Regions from separate parts of the Homo sapiens genome. Here region 2 is linked to region 1. A link is a loop called in an ENCODE intact Hi-C map of the cell type or tissue named here. Cell type or tissue: MCF 10A. All regions are shown on one strand. Each heading gives the region's core, and the rest is flanking DNA. Links, peaks and the distances in the headings are about the cores only.

Region 1 (8,342 bases), core at 122-8,121:
GTGTTTCTCCTTGAACTCTCAATATCATTGGCTGTGGTTAAGGCCAGGTTTTCAATCACCTTATCAGTCTCAACATCCAAAAGCTAAGTCAAATTCAACTGGGGAAATCTGTAATGATTGGTTTGAAGATCATTGATCTCTTCCTTCAATGTACAGAAAGAGACTGAGGTTTACCTCCAATCCAGTTTTACCCCTTGAACAAAGAGGGCACAGGGTTCTAAGCAGCAGGCACACCATGAACACACAGCGCAGCCCAGAAAACCCAGGCATGACAGGAGCTGGCAAAGCCATGTGCGGGGAATGCTGCTTTCTTTCTGATGAAGGGCAGCAAGGAGAGGAGGGTGCGGAAGGCAAGAAGACTCCTGCCCTCAAGAGCATTAAAACTAAAGTTTCTTGTTTATTTTGTAACTTCTGGAATTTACAGTTTTCTGAAAAGGCAAGGGGTCACCTTTTATTTTATATTCCTTGCTCTGGGGCCTAGAATACTCAAAAAAAGGTTTTTTGTTTTTGTTTTTGTTTTTTTGTTTTTTTGAGTTGAACTCTTAATGATTTCATAGGGAGAAAGTTGTCTTTTCTGTTCTGACAAGAAATGTAGCTTGTTTTTCAAATACCTTTCCATAAAAATAGATGGTAGACTGGTACTTATACAAACTGTCAACCAAAAAGTGTGACAAGGAAGCTAAAGCAACTTTTTGTCAAACACTTTTTCACTTGTTTTTGTTTTTGTTAAATAGGGGTAAAATTTAAAATTTCCAGCTAGGTTAAACATAAAAAACTAGGAAACAAAGTAACACTGCACAGAAACCAAGAGACTGATGTTTAAAGTGAGAGACTGAAAGACTAATGGGTTTAGAGTATGATCATTTTTATCTTCCTTTTCAGTTAAGCTAATCTTTACAGGAATCTACCTTTAAAATGTACCATCTAGAATCAGGGACCATGAAAGTTTGATAATTGCAGAAAAACACTAACGGTTGACTAATTATCTTTGGAGCTTTTCAAGAAGGCTGCCCTCCATCTCATGCCAGCTGTTGATTGGTCTTTCCTGTTGGATGAGCTCAGTAAAGTTTGTGATGGAAGGAAAAATTTCAGGTCCTCCAGCCTCCAGGAAAAATGGCCCTTCAGGAGCATTAAAACTGATAAGAATGTACCTAAAAATCAGAATGTTAGGTTTTGTCTGTCCAGCTAATGAATATTTAATGCAAGGCTTTGTATCTAAAGGAGAAATAATTGCTGGGTTTGGCTCTATATTTAACATACTGATTTAATGGCCATCTTTTCCAAGTTAGACATTTTATGAGTTCCCTCTTCTAAGTTTTCTTTATTCACAGCAGAGCTAAATATCTAATGCAAACACATTTGATGCTCATAGAGTCACACATTCTAGAAGCTGAGAAAGGGCATGAAAAGTTTCTTTATAGGAAGGCTCTAGGTGGAAATAGCCAAATGTTACTGGTCTCTCAAATCTACATTGTGCCGAACATCTATACGAAAAATATTCTCGGAAAATATGAATCATTTAATTAAAATACATTGTTTCTGAAGATAGATATGTTCTTTAATTTAAAAAGATAAAAAACCTATCCTCCCTCAAAAAGAAATAGTGAAACTAGGTAACATACATTGCATGATAGCAAAGGCCAACAGTCTATGTAGATCCTGAAAAGTCATCACAAAGAAGACATAAATAATAGTGGCAGGGGCCTTTTGGTACTAATCCTACAACTGGAACGTTCTTTCAATACCCACCCACCTTGCTTTGTTAACTCCTATGCATACCGCAGACCCAGGTTCTAGCACCACTTGCTCAGGGAAGCTGTCCCCAATCTCTCTGACTCCGTCACATCCAGAGTTTCAGGCTCTCATTGAGGATACCCCCTGATGACCTCTGTCAGAGAGTACTTTCCATTCATTTGTGCTCTTGGATTTACATTGGTCTTCCCTAGGCTATAAGGTCCATGAAGGCAGAAATAATTTGTTTTGTTCACCACTGTTTTCCCAACACTTCACAGTATTTGGCATATAGTAGGTGCTCAATATATATTTATTGGGTAAATAGATGAGCAATTAAAAAGAAAGTTACAAGAATGGTCTAAGTGTAATATCTTGGATTTATTAATTTGCATCCTATGTCAGAAAAAAAAGTAGAGGAAGAAATATAAAGCTCATCAGCTAACTTGGAACAAGACCAAAAACAGTGCCATCTTCATTGACAAACGGTACAGTATTTTGAAATCACTTGGAGTTGCTATTATTAGTAAGAAAGCTGGCTTGGAGCCAGATGAGGTCTTCCTGAGAAAACCATCTCAAAGATATCTAGACCTTGCAGATATATTTTTTTAAACGGTTGAAAACCTATGGAAGTCTAGTAATGTATCAACTTGCAAGGTGACATCTAAAGCTGATTTCAGAACTGATTTTTCTCAGCAACTTCATCAGGAGGATTAAAAAGGCGGATTGCGGGTGCTTGAAAAGAGCAAAACTGGCTCAAAAGTTGTTAAATTGGGAGGTTTAAATATATTAATCACAAATGCTAAAAAATAAAAAATAGCATAGAAAGGTCATAGGAATTCAATTAAAACTTTAGACAAGTAGAAAAAAGTATGGAAGAAAGAAGAAAAAACACTTTTAAAAGTCCAACACTTCAAAGAAGAGAGATCTTTGGAAGTTCTGAAGAAGGACTTAGGAATGAAGTAGATGATGTTTTGGGCAGTGGAAAGTAGGCTTAGGGCCAAGGGAAAGGACAGGGTTTATGAAACAACTGTGGGGATGTTTGTTTTTACTTGTTCTTGTAATGTTTGATCTTCTTTTCCAATGACCCATCTTAAAAACTTAACACAGCCTAATGTTTTAGAAACCTAAAACATTAGGTAACACAGATATAAATTAAAATTGTTTCTATAAAAATAAATAAATAAATAAATAAATAAATATCCAGTCAACGAAGAAATGGAAATTGGTGGAAAGATAAGTTGGTTCATTTCTATTCCACATCCTTGGACACAAGCACGGCCAGTCTTGGGATTATCGTGAGAAAGACATGGGATGTAGGGGAATGGGGGTGGAGAAAGTTCTAGGATCTTAATGTATCCTTGGTCTTTCTGTTTCTAGAGGCTGAATAGATTATCAATGGAGATAGCTACTGGAGTACAACGTTTCCAAAGGACAGATGCGGTGTCTTTGAAAGCTTTATATTCCTAGCACTTACCACGATGCCTGGAACTTTATTTATTCTTTCTATAAGTATTAGAATAGCTCTATCTGCAAGGTATTGAGCTCGTTAATGTGAATAAAGTGATGAGTAAGAGAGACATAATCCCCGTCTTCATGAATCATGCATTATGGTGGAAAGACAGACAGTAAACAATGACACACAACCATTTAATCACAATTGTGACAAGCATGATGAAGTAGAAGTGTAGGTCACTCTGACAGTATATGTTAGGACCTGAACTACTGGGGGTTTAGGAAGTGATGCTTGCATGGAAGTATGAAGTATAGTATAAGTAGTAACAGTTAGCTAGGTAAAATTGGAGGCCAAGGCCAGGAGAACATTTCAGACAGAGTGAAGGGTCTGCAACGTAATGGCTTTTTTTGTTGTTTGTTTTTCCCCTCTTAAAATGTTTCATTTTGCTATCCATTACTCATAAATGTTTTGTTTCTGTTTATTTTGAATAAGGTTGGGCCCTGTCATTTTCTATCTGTAGAGACATAAGGATAGGGGTAGCCTGAGCCAGTCCAGATGATCTGAGACAAGGAGGGCAACACATGACATGCTCTTAGATGGAACTGGCAAAAAGTCACAAGACTCATTCACCAAAAGTTGTTTTGTACGGTATGTGTGAAAATCTACCCATGCTTTCTGCAGATTCATGTAAAGCTTCACAGCTTCACCTTGCATGTGGCTGTTAAATGGAGAAAACTGCCTTCTAGAACATGCAAACTGACTCTGACCTATACTTGGTCATCCTCCACACAATGCCTCCACATTAATTCAGCGTAAACATCATTAATGCCTCCACATTAATTCCATGTTAAAATCTGGCTCAATAGCCTATGTTTGTACCAAGTTCACAAAATTCTCATGACAGGCACTGAAGGCCGTTAGAATCTCAGTGGGATGGTCATCACCGGTCATGGGCTGCTCAACAATCTCCTGAGACTGAACACACGCAGCAACATGTGGGTCAACCATGTCTTTACTCTCCTGCATTTATCCAAATGTGTGTCAGCCTGCCATGAGGGCCCCTCACTCGAAATCCACCTAGAATTCCTCCTTAGGAACTGACTTCTGAGCTATGCACAGAGATTGTCTTTGCTCAGAGGATAGTCTCCTTTGATCTGTTTTTCACTTTTCTCTTTTTCTTCCCTTCCTTGAGTATGCCCTTCCTCTTTCCTTTTCTCCTTTCCTCCTCTCTAACCTTCTTCCCTCCCTAACCTTTTTCAACACATTTTACCTAACTACTAAGTGCCAAGCACTGGGGATAGAAGATAAATAAAAAGCTATAGTAGAATATGTGACTACTGGGGTGGCTGAGGTGGGAGAATCATTTGAGACCAGGAGTTTAAGGATGCAGTGAGCTATGATGGTACCCATGAATAGCCACTGCACTCCAGCCTGGGTGACAGAGCCAGACCCCATCTCAAAAAAATAAAAAGAAAGAAAAAAAAGAGCATATGTGAGTAACAGATCTATAAACAAGGAAACCAAAAAATGTATTATCCCCTTTCTTTGCTCTTCAGCTCTTTATACTGATTCAAACCCAAGGGGCTTGCATAAGCCAGGCCAGCACTGGAAAAGATGCATACCAACTAGCTTTTTAACTCCTGCAGGTGGTTTGCCAAGAGACATGCCAGAGACAAACAGGGTATAAAACCAAGCATGGGACTGCCCTGGGATGAAGATATGAAAACAGAAATAAACAGGTACCTTTACTTTCACAATCTAAATTTAAAGATGGAATAGATTCAGATAGTTTTTTTGATAAATTCCTTGCTGTATAAACTCTTGCAACTTGCTATTCAAAAGCTAAGAACCAAATAGATTTGTAAAGAGATACTTGAATAAACTTCTATATATTCAATATTTTCATTCATTATTTTTTAAATTGACATTTTTCTGAAGAGAAAGTCCACAGCTCTTTTCCAATCTTCAGTGGGATTTGTAATCCCTCCAAATATTTAACCACTACTCCAACAATGCATTAGCTGCTATGATTATAGAAAGAAAAGCAGAAAACATATGTTGTAAAGAAAGTAGTTACCAGAATTACACTAGAAAAAAAATGGCAAGAACATGAATGAGTCAGCATGAGGGTATAACAGGCTAAGGGCATCAACTTCGAAGAGAAAATGAAATTATTTGGGTTGCCCTGGTAACACCAAGATAAAATGCGGAAATGAAAATGCGAGGTTTAACGCTAAGAAAACCTTCTTCAGCACTAGGGTCTCTCACATCACGGAATGAGCTTTACTATGGCAACACGCAAAAAGCATGTAAACGGATTAAATACAGAAAATATCCAAGGGAGTGAAAGCATGGTATTAATAATAAGAACTAAGCTGATATAATAACTATTCTGGACCTTTCTTTTCTTTGACTCACAGAATTAAATAAGGGGAATGGGAAAGGGTTTGCAGGGATCAAATGAGATTTTCTTCAGTGATATATAATCTTAAATAATTAAAAAAGTTAAACATTATGGATTATTTCCACCCACTCACTTTTCTGCAAATGACATAGAATCTCCACTCAAATATCTGGTTTTATTATAGGAAAAGGCAAAAGAAAAAAGAAACAAACATAAGAAATAGAAACATCCTCCTAGGTTACATTTTCCATGTCCAATCTCTACTTTTTTGGAGGAGATCTGTCATTGGTTATTAAGGCAATAAATGACTCCTCTCAAGGGCAGACAATCATATTAATATAGTACTAGAATATAAAAATAATACTTCAGAATCATAGTGGTTGGGAGCATGGCACTGAAGTCAGGGTGCCTGAGTCTGTATCCCGGCTCTGTCACTTGTAAGCTGGGTGACCACAAGAAACTTACTTAATCCTTCTGTTTTCTCATCTTGAGAATGGGGAAAAGAACAGTATCTTGCTTCACAGGATTGCTGGGGAAGCATGTAAGAGTGGCAAACACTAATCATGGTACTGGGCAGGAATTAGCACTCAATAGATGACAGCTACTAATATTAGCAATAGAGATGACAATCAAATTTGATAGCTATGATAATGACTTTATGATTTTTAAACATGTTATTTTGGTAAGAGCACAATATAAGATCTACCCGCTTAAAATTTTAAGCATACCATACAGTTTGGGTAACTATAGGTACAATGTTGTACAGCAGATCTTTAAAGCTTACTCATGTTGCAAACAGAAACTTTATGCCCATTGATTAGTATTAACAGCTCGCCATTTCCCCTCCCCCCAGCCCCTGGCAACCACCAGTGTTCTCTTTGATTTTATTAATTTGACTACTTTAGATACTTCACATATGGAATCACATATCTTTCTGTGACTGGCTTATTTCACTTATCAGAACGTCCTCATTCATCCATGTTGTCACATATTGCAGAATTTCCTGTTTTTTAAAGGCTGAGTAGTATTCCATTGTGTGTATATACTACATTTTCTTTTTCTATTCATCTGTCAATGGACATTTTGGTTATTTTTACATCTTGGTTATTGTGAATAATGAAGTTTACTTTTGAGAATAAGAATTTATCGGTGTTTGGAGACTTCTGTCCTAATTTGAGGTACCACACTAAAATAGAATTATTTATAAAAACAGAAGAAACAAAAAAATTGTGTTGGTTAAATAGGAAATAAAAGGTATATAATTGACATATAATGTTATCATGCTTACTAACTGCCAGACATTAAACATGTTATCTGTTGAACCTCCATATTAAATCCACGAGGTAGGTATTATCTTTTCTGTACAGAAGAGGAAACACACAAAGAGAGATTAAATAATTTCTCCAAGATTGGAAAGCCTGTGAAGGGCATAGCAAAAATTCCACCTCAGGGCTTTCAGATTCCAATGTCCAAGCTCATTTCATTTAAAGAGGGAAATTATTTTAGTCTCTAACAATCTCCTTTACGGGAAATTCAGACTTGATATCCATTGGCAAAAGGACCTATTTGGAAATTCACCTCTTTCAGGATTGCATTCAGGGCAATCATATTTGTGACTTGAACACTGTAGCCTAAAATCTGACACTGAGAGAAATCCAGTCTGAGGAATGATCTTTTTAGAAGTTATAAAGGATTCCGCTTCTGTCCATGAAGGAGTCACTAGGGTGAAACTTATCCTTCTATAATAAATAGCTAAAAAAATAAAATTTTACCAGAGCCACTGAAGCTCTTTTGTGTTATGCTCTTGGTTATACCTGTTTTTCATTTGATGCTAAATCCTTGGGTGGAGAATGCAGTCCCCAAATATTGCACTGTTCCAATCTCCTTTAGGGGGATCTGTATGTGATTTCCAAGAACTTGGTGCAGCAAAACAGCAAGAACCTTCTGTGCTGAGAATTTGAATGCTGGGAAATGTATACCAAATCAAAACAGAAGGACAGTGAGTACTTACTTCCTTTTCATGGTTCAAATTAATATAATCAAGATACTTAAGTATTTAACCATCTTTTACCCCATGACATTTATCATTTCCTTTCCCTGATGTTTCAGCTAAGTGTTTTGCTTTATTGTAGATATGCCAACAAAGAACATTCATTTTTCTAAGACTGGTTCAAATGCTCACTGTTTTTTAAAATTATTATTATGACTTTGCACTTCTGGCTTCTCCATTCAGGTCCCACAATGTTTCCAGAAGCAGGAAATGGAAAATACTTTAGGTAAACTTTATGTAAAACATTCTCACGGGTACCTAAAGTCTCTTTCTAACCCATGGGTTGACAGCTTGAGTTTTGCCAACTAACTCACTCTTGATGTTAAGACATATCAAAACATAGCAAACCACTTTAAAGTTTTAGCTCTTTTAAGGGAATGTGGCTTAGGATGTGATTTCCCAGCAACCTGAGTTCCAAGGCTCAAATGCCTTCAGCTTAGATTTTCCTCATCCCATCAAACACTGCCCAGAAAGTAGCTCTATTACTGCTCTGCTTTGTATTTTACCTTAATTTCTTCCTCCCACTGCCCTAGGTTTACTCCTTTTTTAGTTTTTCCCAATATAAGTAACTCGTGCTCTAGCTGATGGATTGGGTGTGAGGTTTGAGAGAGAAGAATCATTATGAGTCCAATATTTTTAAGTTGAGAAGCTGAAATAATGGAGTTGCCATTTTATAAAGGGAGTGAGAGGCTACAGAAAGT
Region 2 (8,342 bases), core at 301-8,300, 53 kb before region 1:
AAGCAATGGCACCATCAGAGGAGAAGTGTGCTCTCTAGCGTTTCAACCTGTGGTCTTCCCATTAGCATCAAAGCCCTTGGTTGGGAGAACCAAGGCATTCTGCAGAGTGCTGTCCAGAAGAAACACTAAGACCCGTGCTACCCAGGAGGGTAGGGCAGGAACACAGCATTAGAAAGAATGGGAAAATGAAACTAAGTTCTGTGGGCAGGAAAGCTCCACCTTTCCTCTGGAGACAGAAAAAGAGCAAGAGTCCTAATGGGGACACTTGGCTAACCAAGCTACGTCTTCCACTGTGTCTCTCGCCCTGAGTTATCCAGCCCACAGGGCTCCAAGCAGGCAGATTGGACTTACCTGGGGAGCAGGCTTGAAGGAGGATAAGCAGATACAAACTTTTGCACATCCTCATATACCCTGAGAATGGCACCTCACAGATGAGCACACCGGTACGATAAGGGGCAGAGGGAGGAAGAGAGCTTTGCACTGAGAATGGCGCTCAGAGTTCAGGTAAACTGGGTGGTTTCCTTTTGACTTTGTAGACATGAAACAGGGCAAATTCCCGTTAATCGGCTGGAAAACAGCAGCAAAGCGAAGGAAGAAACCGGGGTGTGAAATAAGGAGGAAGAGGCAGGGACAAAGGACAATGGGCCTGCTGGGTAGTTTTCCTGAGGTCTAGTGATGCCAAGAACAAGCTGAAGTAACACATTAATGTTTATGAGTCTCATGCACCATGAAATTTGATTGGGGCATTGTTAATCTGCCGACTCTTGGCTTCTCTCTGTAGCCTTTGGATTTCTAAAAAACGAGATGGTAGTTTCTTTCTTTTTACAAGAATTTGAACACAGGGAGGAGGCTCCAGACAGACTGTAAGATTATCCTGCCTTTGAATTTAACTGAGGATGGGCTTAAACACCTTCCCCAGTTTCCCACTGCTGGAGGATAAAATAAAGAGGTCTCTGGCATGGGTGGAATACACAGGGCACCCTCAAGCTGATCCTCACATCTTTCCATCTTTACCTCTCATCCATTCCAATGGCCGTGACCCTTCCCTGGCACCAAGCCCTCCAAATGACATCACGTGATCTCTCAGGCCTCTGTCCCCACCCTAAAAGCTCTTTCCCTGACGTCCTCTCATTTCTCTTCTGGGGATCACCTGCATCAAGACTCAGTTCAGGTTCATCTCCTGAAATCTTTCCCATGGCCAGGTGACTCTGGCCCACTTTCCCCGCTGCTCCTAGTGTGAACAGACTTCTGGGTTAGCTCTTACAACACATTGTAGCTATCTGAATGCATGGAGGCCTTTTCCTATTAGATTATGGACTTTTTGAGAACAAGGATCACAGTATTGATTTTTGGTCCTTAAGTATCTAGAACAGTATGTGCTACCTGGAAGGTGCCCAGAAAATGCTGGTTGGTTGAAAAAGCAGTTGTGTTGCCAGAGGACTTCACTTACACACTCACTGCATCACTTATCCTGCTGCCCAGTGGTAGCTGTTTAGCTGTGACTCTTCCATGATGCTCTAGCTCCTTAAGGACAAAGATACAAACTTGCTGCCCTTACAACAATGTCTAGCACATTCTGGGTGTTAAAAAATGTTGACTTTAGGAAAATGTGCAGTATTGTAGATAATTTTTATATTATCCAGAGCCAGAGTTCAGTCTATAGTCATCATGAGACTAGCAAGTTTTCTGAGTACAAGCATTGAGCTAGGCACATCACATACCTCAGGCCACTGATCCTCGCAGGAACTTTTAAAGTGGGTTTCCATTTTACAGATGAGGAGGATGTAGCTCAAGGAGCTAACTGATTTGCTCCAAAACACACATGCAGAAAGCGGCAGAGATGGGATGTAAACTCTGGACCAAATGTGTAATGGCCATGCATTACATCAGGGCCTCCCAGGCTCAGATTCTCTGATGCAGCCAAAGTTTTGGCTGTAGCCCTTAGTGCCTATAATGCCAGCTACCTGTCAACATCTGAACTTCAGAGAAAAGGGAACAAACCGTCTTCCCCAACTCCACTCAGTTCTTCTCCCAGCCCACCTAACTGCTCCATGATATAGCTAATTAGGCACTTGGCTGAGGGTGGGACCAGCATCAAGACATTTTACTACTTTCTGGGAAGGGTCAATACTTGGATATCTTCAATATAAACAGAGGCTGGAGAGTTTAAATAAACTTGCTCAAAGTCATGCATCAGGTAAATGGATAGTAAGAATTGGAACTCCTTTTGGACTCCAGGACTTGTGCTGGAAATGCAGGTCAAGCCTATCTTGTGGTCCACCTCGAAAGTCAGGGTAAGGCCCACAGACAATATCAAGAAGACACTGGGAAGGTTTTTGAGCAGAGGAGCAATAAGGTCAGAGTTACAGCTGGGAACACTAGTCTAATGGTGGAGAAGAGGAGAGAGTCTAGTGTGGAAGCGGGAGTGGCTGATGACGAGATTATTTAGGAGGCAGTTGCAAATACGAGAGTTGTGCCTAGAACAGGTTTACTTCTAAACACATGAAGCTGGAGATGACAGGCAGGAGGAAATGTCCATAAGGCAGTTGGAGGTGGGAGGTGGAAAAGAGATGCTAACCAGAACTAGAAATCTGGGAGTTGCCAAAAAAGGCTGCTGACATAGCCCTGAAGGTAAATGAGGCCACCAAGTGCTGGGGTAAGGACAAAGGGGTACAAAAGGCTGAGGAGTAAGCTTGAAGATTTGGCTTATGCAGAGGGCAGAAGAGGAGGGCTGTGAAAGACAGGAAAGAGGCAGAGGTCAAGCAACGACTTGTATCAGGCTGATCAAACAACTGGACAGCAGACACCAGAATCCCTCCTACATGATGGAAGTGTGTAGAGAAATACATGGGTAAGCCGCTAGGAGGGCCAAGGGTGGGAGTGAGGAGGTGGAGAGTGGGAGACCAGGAAACAAGAGAGAAAGTGAGAGGGCCCTCTGCCAGAAGTGAGGAACCTGAGACGGGTGTTGTGAAGCAGAGAAAAAGACGGAAGGGCTGGGAGGGGGAAGATGGGGATGGCTTTCACAAACATGGGGTTTTAGAGTAGCTTGCACTGCTCTCATGAATGCTCTGCTGTCTCTCCAAACCTTCAATAAAGTTTCTAAAATGCACAAAAACCTAGTGTGAGTGCTGGGGGAGATCCAGGAAGAGGGCAGTGGTTTACTGAAGAACAGGGATCAAACTCTAGAATGGAGATCTAACCTAAGCAATGGTGAGCTGATGAATGGAAGATGTTCCATAGAGACTGAGGCTCAGAGTCAGTGGCCTGAAAATGTAAACACATTGGAAACTTATGAAACCTTAGGGAGGGCAGTGGACTTGGGGGTATAGCCAATTTCATCTAAATCTTAGGGGACATACAGACTCCAGTTCGACATCTGCACTGCAACCTTATCATGGACGATCATAACTATTGAATATTCTTTCTGAACAAGCAAAATGTGTTGGTGGATTTTACAAGATTAAACATGAGTGACGCAAGCCCTCAATGATTTGGTTTGGAGATTTAGTAGGCTGGAGGGAGAACGCAGATCTTAATACAGCATTACATAGACACAGTTTACATCAGCCATTATAGGGCAGGCTGCCCAGCAGCGAGTCATTAGTTTAAATTGTCTGCTGAAGAACATCTCTGGGACTTTTCTGGTCCCTTTGCTCATGAGTAATTCTTTCCTAGAAAACTTTTTCCAACCCCTAAATGTTCCTCCTGATCTAGAAGAATGATGTGACCCAACTGAGAAGGCTGCCACAAAGCAAGGAGGCAAGAGACCTGCCCTCACTGCCTGTCCTGCAGTCACTGGGAGGGTTTGTAACCTTCACTAGGGTCAGGCTGGGGAGGGCAGGAAGCTAGAGCCCTGAGCACACTTCTGTGCTGGGATAAAAATGGAAGCTCAGGGGCTTGGCTAAGGCCCCACCCCTGGTCTCTCCACATTTTCACCACAGAGACTGATGAGACATTTCCTCTTATTCATTTGTGTAAGTCATAGACAAGAGGTGTGTGTACACACCCGTCTCTGAGCATTTAGGAAATTTTGGCTTACACTAGGAGAAGTAAGAGCGTTAACCAAAATTTGTAAAAGTGCCTCATTGAAATCCTGTCAAAAAGATAATGATTTTAAAGAGGGAATAAAATGAAATGATGGCTTTCTTGCAGCTATTCATAATACGCATTCTGCCAGGTTCCCCCTGCTTGCCCAAAGAAAAGGAGAAATGAAAACACTAGGTTTGTAAATTTTCTGCTTTTCTACAATAATTACTGGATATGCTGAAAGATTGTATGAAATTCATGAGTGTTTCTTGGCCTCTATGCATCCTATATTTCCTATCTATAAATGTTAGCAAACATTAAAGAGTTAGAGGTCCTTACATGTAAAACATTTAGAAGTGCTGCTCCATGGTTGAAGAATTTGGTGTGAGATTGTGTGACAGATTGTATTTTTCATAGATGGCTACAACAATAACTCCTGTTCCACATATTCTTAAGATGTGACACTGGCACTTCTCCCACTGAAACGTGGGTTCTGTGTCTTCTCTGCCGCTGCTCCGAAACGGGGCAAGATTTATGACTGTTTTAACTAATAAGAGCATGGCAGAAGTGAGGAATGTGACTTTCGAGGACAGGCCATGAAAGATGATGCAGCATCCTTTTTGTCTTTTGGAATACTTGTTTTGGACCCTAAGCTATTGTGTAAGATGCCTGACTACCCTGCAGCTGTCATGCTGGGAGGAAGCCCAGGCTGCATGGAAAGGTTTGCTATGGCTGATAGCCCCAGCTGAGGTTCCTGCCAACAGCTAGAATCAAACACCAGACATGGGAGTGAAGACGCCTCCAGATGATTGTAGCTCCTAGCCATTAAGTCTTGCCAACTGAGGTCCCACACATCATGGAGCATAAGTAAGAGGTCTTTGCTGTGCCAGATTCCTTACCTACAGAATCTGAGTGTTATAATGTAGTTGCTTTACACCGCTAAGTTTTGGGCTGGTTTGTTACATGGAAATATTAATTGCAACAGATATAAAACCAGGAGCCCTGTTCACTCCCTGAGTTCTTCTAAGATACTTTGTTGGAGAGTTATAGATTCTTGGAACACTATTTGAAAACCTCTGGACTAACTACTCTTCAATGGCTCCAAAATCTCTGCTTGTAATAAAACTAGAATTTAAGAGCTTCATCAGGAAAGAGAAGAATCTCGCGTAGTGTTATGGATTGAATTCTGTCCCCCTAAAAGATGTTGAAGCCCTACTTCTCAGGACCTGTGAATATGACCTTATTTGGAAACATGGTCTTTGCAGATTATCAAGTTAAGATGAAGTCATTAGGGTGTATGACTATGTTCTTATAAAAAGGGGACATTTTGACACAGAGATAGATACACATGGGGAGAATGCCACATGAAGATAAAGGCAGAGATGGAGGTAATGCATCTACAAGTCAAGGATCATCAATGATTGCCAGCAAACTACCAAAAATGAGGAGAGAGGGACGGAACAAACTCTCCCTTACAGTCCTTGGAAGGAACCAACCCTGCTGCAAACATCGTGCTTTAGAACTGAGACAATAAATCTGTTTAAGCCACCCAGTTTGTGGTACTTTGTCATGGTAGCCCTAAGAAACTCTTGCACCTAGGAGTGAATTTGAACAGAGATGATGGTCCCTCATGTTCTAAGTCCCTCAGTTAATGGAGTTAGGCCTTTTGATTGATTCAGTGTTTTTTTTAGAGCCAACTGGGTACAAGTCACAAGGGTAAGCACCACAGAGAAATACAGAGATAAACAAGTCTTGGTTTCTGCACTCACTGGGCCTCCAACTTTGGAAAGAAAGATATGATAAGTCCTAAAACAACCATAATCCAAGTGGTAAGTGTCCTAAATAATGAGGCAGGTAGAAAGTGTTAAGAGAAAGTCTAAATAAGTCTTGAAAACTCTTTAAAAAGTCTCATGGATTTTAATACATGCAGGGCCCTAGATTGGATTTGGATGGACGGACTGACAACAGAAAGGGCATTTCTATGAATATCCCAATACTCTGTGTGCCCCGTCTGATCAAAGTACATAAATAGAGTAAGTATAACTCCTTTATTATTGAGCCTACTTAAAGCATTTGTAGAATCCTGGATAAATTTTTGTATAATTTTTTTCCTCCCTGTATATATAAGAAAAAAAATGATTCTAAACATTTGAAAACAACCCAGAATGCAACTTTTGTCTTACAGTTGTTTACCATAGTGTAGTGCTGTGCTATTAAGAATATCCACGCAGGATATAGTTTGGCAGGTGGGGAGATGGGGAGGGGGATGGAGAATGTCATTATCAGTTTTTCCCATAAGATTTTGAAGTTAACTTCCTGGCATTTTTGATGCAAGTTCTTGATCAGATTTATAACTGAAGCACTTAATAGTCACTAGCAGTTTCTGAGTTAGGGAACGTTACCTGAAAATAATTACCTAGCTGGTTTGCAGTACTTCAGATTTGATTATTATTATTATTATTATTATTATTATTATTTTTTTTTTTTTGAGACGGAGTCTCGCTCTGTCGCCCAGGCTGGAGTGCAGTGGCGGGATCTCGGCTCACTGCAAGCTCCGCCTCCCGGGTTCACCCCATTCTCCGCCTCAGCCTCCCAAGTAGCTGGGACTACAGGCGCCCGCCACTACGCCTGGCTAATTTTTTGTGTTTTTTAGTAGAGACGGGGTTTCACCATTTTAGCCGGGATGGTCTCGATCTCCTGACCTCGTGATCCGCCCGCCTCGGCCTCCCAAAGTGCTGGGATTACAGGCGTGAGCCACCGCGCCCGGCCCAGATTTGATTATTTTAAAGCTGGTAGAATTTGAAGGGCAACAAATCATTCTGAATTTTAGAAAGTGTGTTAAGCACCCCTTATCAGGAGTCTGCTTTCTAAGCTCCATTCTCCCCTTGCCCCCCAACAAATGACAGCCTTATTTAATATAAACCAGGTGTTTAATCTGACATTCTTTGTATTTCCCATTTGACATGAAATCAGTTTCTTTGAGAGGTTACGTGGACTTAAGAAAATATTTACGTAGCTAAATGTTTAGATTGGAATCTCTAGTTTTTAGTTTTACAAGTATGAATTTATTTTAAATACTTCATCACTTAAGGCTGTCAACATCCTGTCTTTGTTTCTAAATGCATAAAACTACTAAATCTGTTAGCATGCTGATATTGTTAAGGCTCAAAGTGTGATTACCAGGGAAGTCTATGAGTCACACCACCAGAGGCTAGAACCTGGGGGAGAGTTCAGAAAAAATAGTCTTCTAATTTTGAACAAATTGACTTCCTGTTGGTAAGGCTCACAGAAACGCCCTGCACCCATTGAATAAAACTTGGTTTTCATTTTGATATCATTGTTGTACATGGCCTTTTAGAATTTTGTTAAGAGTGGCAACTTTGACAACCTAGTTTTCACAAAGAAATTTAAATTACTAAGATATAATTTATCCATACAGCTCAATAGACATGAATAGAACTCATTTCATAAGCTTGTGGACATTTATTGCTCAAATGCATAGGGAGTACATCTTTACATTTTTGCATTGGTTTTCATTATTCTTGGACTAAATCATCCTAAGAAAGATTTTTAAGCTGTCTGAATATTAGAGTATGATTTTAACAAAACTGTCACACATAGTCTATGTTAAATTACAATGAAATCCCAAGAACCTTCCCAATTCAAAGTGAAGAAATGCTATATATTTTTTTTGCCATATCAGCATCACTTCTGGGGAGTTGATTTTTTTTTTTTTAATTAGAAGAACTGTGGAGGAGATAAAAAATGTAAAACTTAGAGGTTGCCTCTTTTGTGTCACTTTTCCTGAGATGTCTTTTACCTGAGGCTAATAAGGATTGAACCAAGCAGTATTTTTTTAATGGCAAAAGTCCAGATGTAACTCGAGTTGAAATAAAATTAATTCTGTAAAGGATTAAAAAATAAGGAGAAAGCCCATTTTCTACTTCTCAAACTTTATAACAGAAAAATCCCTGGATTAAAATAATTGGAATGGCCAATTTGGTTTAGATGTTTGATATCATTGCCTACCCTGTATCTTTTATGCAAAATATTCAAACTCTGGGAATATTCTATCACTTATGATATGCCTGATCATATAACTATTTTAATAATTTGTCCCTAAATATGTTCAAATATGTTTAAATGTGAAACCTACAGTATAGTCTGCATTCAAACATCTATGCTCACACAAAATTATGTAGCTAATGAACAGCTTTCACTTTTTTCCTACTTGCAAATTTAGGATGACATTCAAACTTACATTCAGAAATATGTGGGCCTTGTGCTCTGACCGTGTAAATACTCCACTGAGTCTC

What was found. Peaks named below come from ENCODE experiments on the same cell type or tissue, not always from the same donor. Only the 100,000 strongest peaks of a DNase experiment are listed, where the experiment ranks them.
Region 2: it touches region 1 in a loop (2.3-fold over the local background); 4 of 110 quality-filtered maps call a loop at or near these places.

The regions. Positions count from the first base shown.
Region 1 is chr1:89,667,374-89,675,715 of GRCh38, reverse strand. The region is part of intron 1 of LRRC8C (leucine rich repeat containing 8 VRAC subunit C); the gene reads right to left. Among named protein-coding and RNA genes, the nearest start is that of LRRC8C, 38 kb to the right of the region's middle. In MCF 10A, for the core only: no CTCF peak of the experiment used is centred there; a DNase peak (open chromatin) is centred at 3,365.
Region 2 is chr1:89,720,417-89,728,758 of GRCh38, reverse strand. No RefSeq gene overlaps it. Among named protein-coding and RNA genes, the nearest start is that of LRRC8C, 91 kb to the right of the region's middle. In MCF 10A, for the core only: no CTCF peak of the experiment used is centred there; DNase peaks (open chromatin) are centred at 3,928 and 7,228.